Linked DNA regions of Homo sapiens: region 2 is linked to region 1. Evidence: chromatin contacts called from ENCODE Hi-C or POLR2A ChIA-PET data. All regions are on one chromosome and are shown on one strand. Each heading gives the region's core, a stretch centred on a gene start or an enhancer-like site at or near the end of the contact. The rest is flanking DNA. Distances are from core to core; before and after follow the strand shown.

What was found. A loop is a pair of places that touch in the nucleus more often than their neighbours do. ChIA-PET counts read pairs that join two places held with the same protein, here RNA polymerase II (POLR2A). Pooled maps may share reads with other maps.
Region 2: a pooled map shows a loop between it and region 1 (3-fold over the local background). The contact joins two enhancer-like sites. A Hi-C loop is called at or near these places in 2 of 168 maps with a recorded cell type or tissue (CD8-positive, alpha-beta T cell and naive thymus-derived CD4-positive, alpha-beta T cell), 1 of 37 single-sample maps with no recorded cell type and 9 of 50 pooled maps. POLR2A ChIA-PET finds 5 or more read pairs at or near these places in 5 of 52 experiments (BJ, T-cell, activated B cell and 2 more).

What each region holds. Positions count from the first base shown.
Region 1 is chr18:9,183,456-9,186,479 of GRCh38, forward strand. All of the region lies in intron 2 of ANKRD12 (ankyrin repeat domain 12), which reads left to right. Among named protein-coding and RNA genes, the nearest start is that of ANKRD12, 48 kb to the left of the region's middle. Within about 2 kb of position 1,601, at least 3 of the 41 ENCODE cell types and tissues checked have a DNase peak (open chromatin) inside an H3K27ac peak, as active enhancers do.
Region 2 is chr18:9,060,826-9,063,849 of GRCh38, forward strand. It overlaps LOC124904243 (a long non-coding RNA gene), which reads right to left. Exons shown (of 2, transcript XR_007066278.1): 2 at 606-1,933. Among named protein-coding and RNA genes, the nearest start is that of NDUFV2, 40 kb to the right of the region's middle. Within about 2 kb of position 1,431, at least 5 of the 41 ENCODE cell types and tissues checked have a DNase peak (open chromatin) inside an H3K27ac peak, as active enhancers do.

The sequences.
Region 1 (3,024 bases), core at 351-2,850:
TTCTATTGTTAAATTATTTGTAAGTATCTTATTCTCTCAGTGCTACTATGGATAATTTTATTTTGGGCTCTTTATTGCTAGTACAGAAATATAATTGATTTTTGATGTAGTTATCTTTGTATCCTGTGATCTTACTCAATTATTAGTTCTAACAATTTGTAATTCCTTAGGACTTTCTACATATGGAATCATATTATCTGTGAATAAAGATAATTTTACTTCTTTTCCAGTCCGGATATTTCTTTTTTTGTTTGATTACCTTTACTTCTCGCCCCCCTTTTTTCCCCGATTACACTGGCAAACTCTTCTTGATTACAGTACTTAGTCCACTTACATTTAATGTAATTATTGCTATGACTTATATCTGATGATAATTTATATGTGCAGTTTTGCTCTTTATTGTATATTTCATGTCTTTTTTGTTACCTCTTTTATGTTGCCATTTTTGGTTTTAAATATTTTTCAGTGTACAATTTTAATTTCTCTAATTTTTTTAAACTGTTTTTTGATGTATTATCTTAGATGTTGATCCTGGAGATTGTAATACACATCCTAATTGATCACAGTCTACTTACAGGTTGATATTGACACAATTCCAGTAAAATATAGCAGCTTTGCTTCAATATAGCTCCATTTTCTTCCTTTGTGTTATTTATATAACATCGATTACATCTAGATATGTGATTAACCCAACAAAAGAATGTTATAATTGTTTGATACAAAATGTTATCTTTTAAAGAAATAAGAGAAATCAATGTTTATGTAGTTTCAGATTTCCCTACAAATTTACTGATTTTGGTGTTCTTAATTTCTTCCTATGGATTTAAGTTACTATCTGGTGTAAGAATTTTCCTTAGTACTTACTATAAGGCAAGTCTTCAGCCATGGTTTCTGTCAGTCTTTTTTTGATCTAGGTAGGAATATCTTGATATGGCCATTTTTTTTTCCTTTTTGAGACAGAATTTTGCTCTCTTACCCAGGCTGGAGAGTGCAGTGGTGTGATCTCAGCTCACTGCAGCCTTGACCTCCCAGGCTCAAGCAATCCTTCCACCTCAGCCTCCTGAGTAGCTGAGACCGCAGGTGCACACCACTATGCCCAGAGATAGGGTTTCATCATGTCGCCCAGTCTAGTCTGAAACTCCTGGCCTCAAGTGAGCCACCTGCCTCAGCCTCCCAAAGTGCTGGGATTACAAGTGTGAGCCACCACACCCTGGCCGATGTTGCCATTTTTAATAAGTAGCTTTATTGAGATATAATTCGCATGCCATACATTTAAAGTATACAATTCAGTTGTTTTTATATTTACAGAGTTGTATGGTCACAACCACAATCAATTTTAGAAGTTTCACCCCAATATATACTCTTGAGAGAATGAGAAAGATAAAAATAACATCTTAAATGTTATTATGAAGATACTGACGTTGCAGATCTCCTCAGTTGATCTCACGGACTATAATTTGAGAACTGCTATACCAGTGTAATAAGCTCATTAATGAAACTACTGAGTGATGGGAGGAAAAAAGGAGAGAATGCTACTTAACAGGTTCAGCGATAGCCTAATAGTAGAATTAGGTACTTAATCTGGGTTCTCAAGGATGAATCCGTATTTGACCAGAAGGAAAGTGAAAGTAAAGGGTAGTATAAGCGAAAGAAACAGCAAATGAAAAACAAACTTCAGTTGGGATGTAGCCTATGAAGGATGGAGGATAGGAGGTGAGTCTAGCACTAGACAAGGAGCAGTTCATTATAGCCTTGTGTGCCTTGCAAAGGATCTTGGAACTTATTCTGTAGTCAGTGAGTCAGGAGGGAAGGGTCATAGAAAGAACCAGTCAGAATGCTATTTGATAAAATATAAGTAGGAGGCAGTGTGGGCAGTGGCTTTTGGGATGAAGAGAAGTTGGCAGATCGAAAAGCTGTTGAATGAATTAAACTTGTGTGTGAAGAAAAAATAGTCTGGGTCCATTCTGAGGTTTGTTTCCATTACTAGGTTAATGATTGGGCCATTTCCTGAAAGGAAATTCAAGAGAAAGAACAGGTTGTTTTGAATAAGTTTGCTTTGTACTTGCTGAACTGAGTTGGCCCTGGGAACATTCAAGTAGAAATGTTTAGTAGGCAGTTGCATATGAGTGTAAGAACTCAAAACAAGTCTGGATTGGAAATAAATATATGAGGATATGTAGAAAGTATGGAGAAGAGTGTACAAAGAGTGTATAAAGTGGCACAAGAATGGAGGAGGATAGACCCTGAGGAATTCAAATATTTTAGGAGGAGTAAAGAGACAAGGAAAGAGGAGGACAGAGAGAGAACCAAGGGAGGTTCCACAGAGAATGGCTAAAGGGAAGAGAGAGTCTGCACTGCCAAATGCAACAGAGGTTAAGAGGAAAGATGAGGCCATTGAAACATTTTAAATGACCTTGATGAAAGTAGTTTGCGTGGAGATGTGGGGACAGAATGCAATGTTAGATTTGAAGAAAGCATTATAACTTTTATTTCTGCATGTTTAAGTATAGTGAAGATTATATTTGTGGAAATTCATCTGGGCTGCTTGATGCCACTTTTTGGATTTGAATTTATGAGGCTAAACTGAATGAAGCTTTAATTGTTCCTATGTACTTTTCATGTATCTTTTGAAAGTTGTCACGAAATAAGTAGTGCCTGAATATTGCCCTCCTAAAAGTGTGATTTTTTTTTTTTTTTTTTTTTGAGACGGAGTCTCGCTCTGTCGCCCAGGCTGGAGTGCAGTGGCGCGAAAAAGTGTGATTTCTTAAAAGTGTAGCAACAATAGCAAAAACCAAATACTTCACTAACATATTTCTGTTTAAAACATTCCCTAGGTAAGTTAAGAATACTTGTTAATCATTGGATTTATAAAATAAATGGCAAGAATGAATACAAACTATTACATTCCTCTAGTTAACAAATTTTTGGCTTACATAAAGGGATGTATTTATTCTCAGTCTCTGTTTAACTGTATGTTTTTCAAGATCAGTAGTTTGGGTAAGGATCAGAAGCTCATCTAAGGCA
Region 2 (3,024 bases), core at 181-2,680, 120 kb before region 1:
CCAGGCTAAAATTTCTTAAAAGGAAATGGCGAACTGATTTTCTTTGTAAAAATTCAGGCCCTGCTCTTTTTCTTTCTTTCTTTCTTTCTTTTTTTTTTTTTTTTTTTTTTTTTTGTGGCCTGGCCAACTGTCCCTCCCTAGGCAAAAGTGGACTTGGATTTCTTTTGTTTCAGCAATCATTATCTGCTACCTTTACTCTAAAAATGCACTTTCCACCTGTCCCCATCTTCTACTTAAGCCTAAGGGATTACAAAAGGACTCATGTTTACCACTATATGTTGAATCAAGGAGTATCAACAAATTGGAAATTAGCCTAATCCCTTAAACTTCATATAATCTGTTTCCTTCATTTTGCTCCCATCTCCAAATATTTCATTCAGTACCAAAGTCCCCAAGAGAAAATGGATTCCTTCCTAGCTGGACCTGGGGCATCTGGCCAGATCCCCATCATGTTTCACCCCAAGCTACCCCTTAATCCCAGATGGAGCTTTAGACTCCTTTGAGAGAGATGAGGCCTGTCAAGAACTGTAAAAGCTCTGGAACTTTCTCCAACTTACACTGTTAACTGTTTCATTGATGCTGGCAGAAGACATAAGACTCTTGGGTCAGAGACAAAGGATTTTATTACTAACAGCACAGCACAGCAAACAACATGAGCATATTTGCACTAGTTCCCTTCCCCATACACAACACAGGGATGACATGATAGTCCTAGATGATACCTGCGCATGCAGTGGGTTGCATTACAGGAGAGGAACCCAGGGCTAAGGGCCCAGCCCTTGAGCAAGCAGCAAATAAGCCAGTCTTTCTCCACTTTGACCTGCTTAATTGCCTGTGTGACTAACCAGAGAAACCATTCAGTATCAGGAGACAGATCAGTCTTAAAATCCAGTACACTCGGCTGGACGCAGTGGCTCACACCTGTAATGCCAGCACTTTGGGAGGCCAACGAGGGCGGATCACCTGAGGTCAGGGTTTCAAAACTAGCCTGGCCAACATGTCTCCACTAAAAATACAAAAATTAGTCAGGCGTGGTGGTGGATGCCTGTAATCCCAGCTACTCGGGAGGCTGAGGCAAGAGAATAGCTTGAACCCAGAAAACGGAGGTTGCAGTGAGTTGAGATCACGCCACTGCACTCCAGCCTGAGCGACAGAGTGAGTGAGACTCCGTCTCAAAAAAAAAAAAAAAAAAAAATCCAGCACACTCAGCAAGAACAGGCAGGGACCTTCAGGGTCCATGGTGGGCTGCCTTTCCCAATAGGACCCACATACTTCTCATTATTCTGATCTTTCCTTCAGAATTACCTAGTCCAAGGGAGTACAACACTGAGAGCTAGTGGCCCTGGCTAGCTGTTAAAGACTGCGAGAAAAGTACTACTAGTTGCTGAAGGAAAACGGATTGTGGGATGTAAATTTGTCTCCTTATATTTAAACAAAAACACTCAAAACCCTCTTCCCCAACCCTTCTACTGTTTCAGTTCCTACTGGTCTGTTCTGTAAGTTCTCAGTTCCTGTTAGATTGTAATACTGAAAAAGAAACCCTGTCTACCCTCTAAGTTGGATGGAGAATTCAACATAAATAAGAAAGATATATCTACTAAGCAACTGAAACTTAATATGTCCAAAACCAAACTTCTGGACTTCTTCACACACCATGCTGTCTTCTCCCATACCTTCCCCTCCATAGAGAAGGTAACCATCATCCTTCCAGGCGCTCCTGCCAGCAGTCTCGGAATCAGGCTTGATTCCTCTTTTTCTCTCCCATTTCATGGCTTGCTCAACCTCCCAGGCTATCCAGAACCTGAGTGGCTCCCTTCCTCCATGATGAAGCCACCATCACTTCTTGCCTGGATTGTTGCAGTAGCCTCCAAACTGTTTTTCTGCTTCAGTCTTTACTTTCTCACACCATTCTCAATTCAGCAGCCACAGGGTCCTTTCCAAATGGAAAACCACATCATATCTCTTCCTACTCAAAACCTCCCATTGACTCCTAACTCATTCAGAATAGAAGGCCAGCCAGGTGTGGTGGTGAACACTTGTAGTCCCAGCTACTCAAGAGGCTGAGGGGAGGACAGCTTTAGCCAAAGAAAGAAGAAGGAGGAGGAGGAGGAGGAGGAGGAAGAAGAGAAGAAAGCTAACTCCTTGTAGTGACGTGCAAGGTCCTACATCTCTTTGATCTGATTACTGTCCTCTCACGGCCTCCCCATGCCCCACCCCCCAATACCTGGAACACAAATGCCCATGCCTGGCCCTTGGCATATGCACAACCCCTCCCTCCGCCCGGATGCCCCCTCCACCAGCTGTCCACGGGGCTTATTCCTGCTGCTTCTTCAGGGCTCCCCTACCCCAGCATTCCCCATTGCTTTATTTGTTTGTTTGTTTTGAGACAGAGTCTCACTCTGTCGCCCAGGCTGGAGTACAATGATGCAATCTTGGCTCACTACAACCTCCACCTCCCGGGTTCAAGCGATTCTCCCACCTCAGGCTTCTTAGTAGCTGGGATTACAAGCGCCCACCACCGTGCCTGGCTAATTTTTGTATTTTTAGTAGAGATGGGGTTTCGCCATGTTGCCCAGGCTGGTCTCGAACTCCTGAGCTCAAGTAATCTTCCCACCTAGGCCTCCCAAAGTGCTGGGATTACAGGCGTGAGCCACCATGCCCAGCCCCCTGTGTTATTTTTATCCATAGCACTTATCACTATCTGAGGTAGTGAAGATGTCTATTTCCTTGTTATGATCTGTTTCCTCTGACTACAATAAAAACTCCATGAAGTCAGGGATTCTATTTGCCACTGTGCTCCAAACCCCAATGCCTAAAAGCTGTCTGTCATACACTAGGTATCTAATAAATTGTTGTTGAATTCATTAATTCTACTCATATTTATCATTTACTTTTTTCAATTGCAGTTCAAGGGGGAGAGAGAGACAAATCAACAGGTACTTATAATACAGTGGGTAAGTGCTGTATTTGGAGAAGTATAGGGCATTACAGAGTAACAAAGGAGAACCAGATGCGAATAAAGAA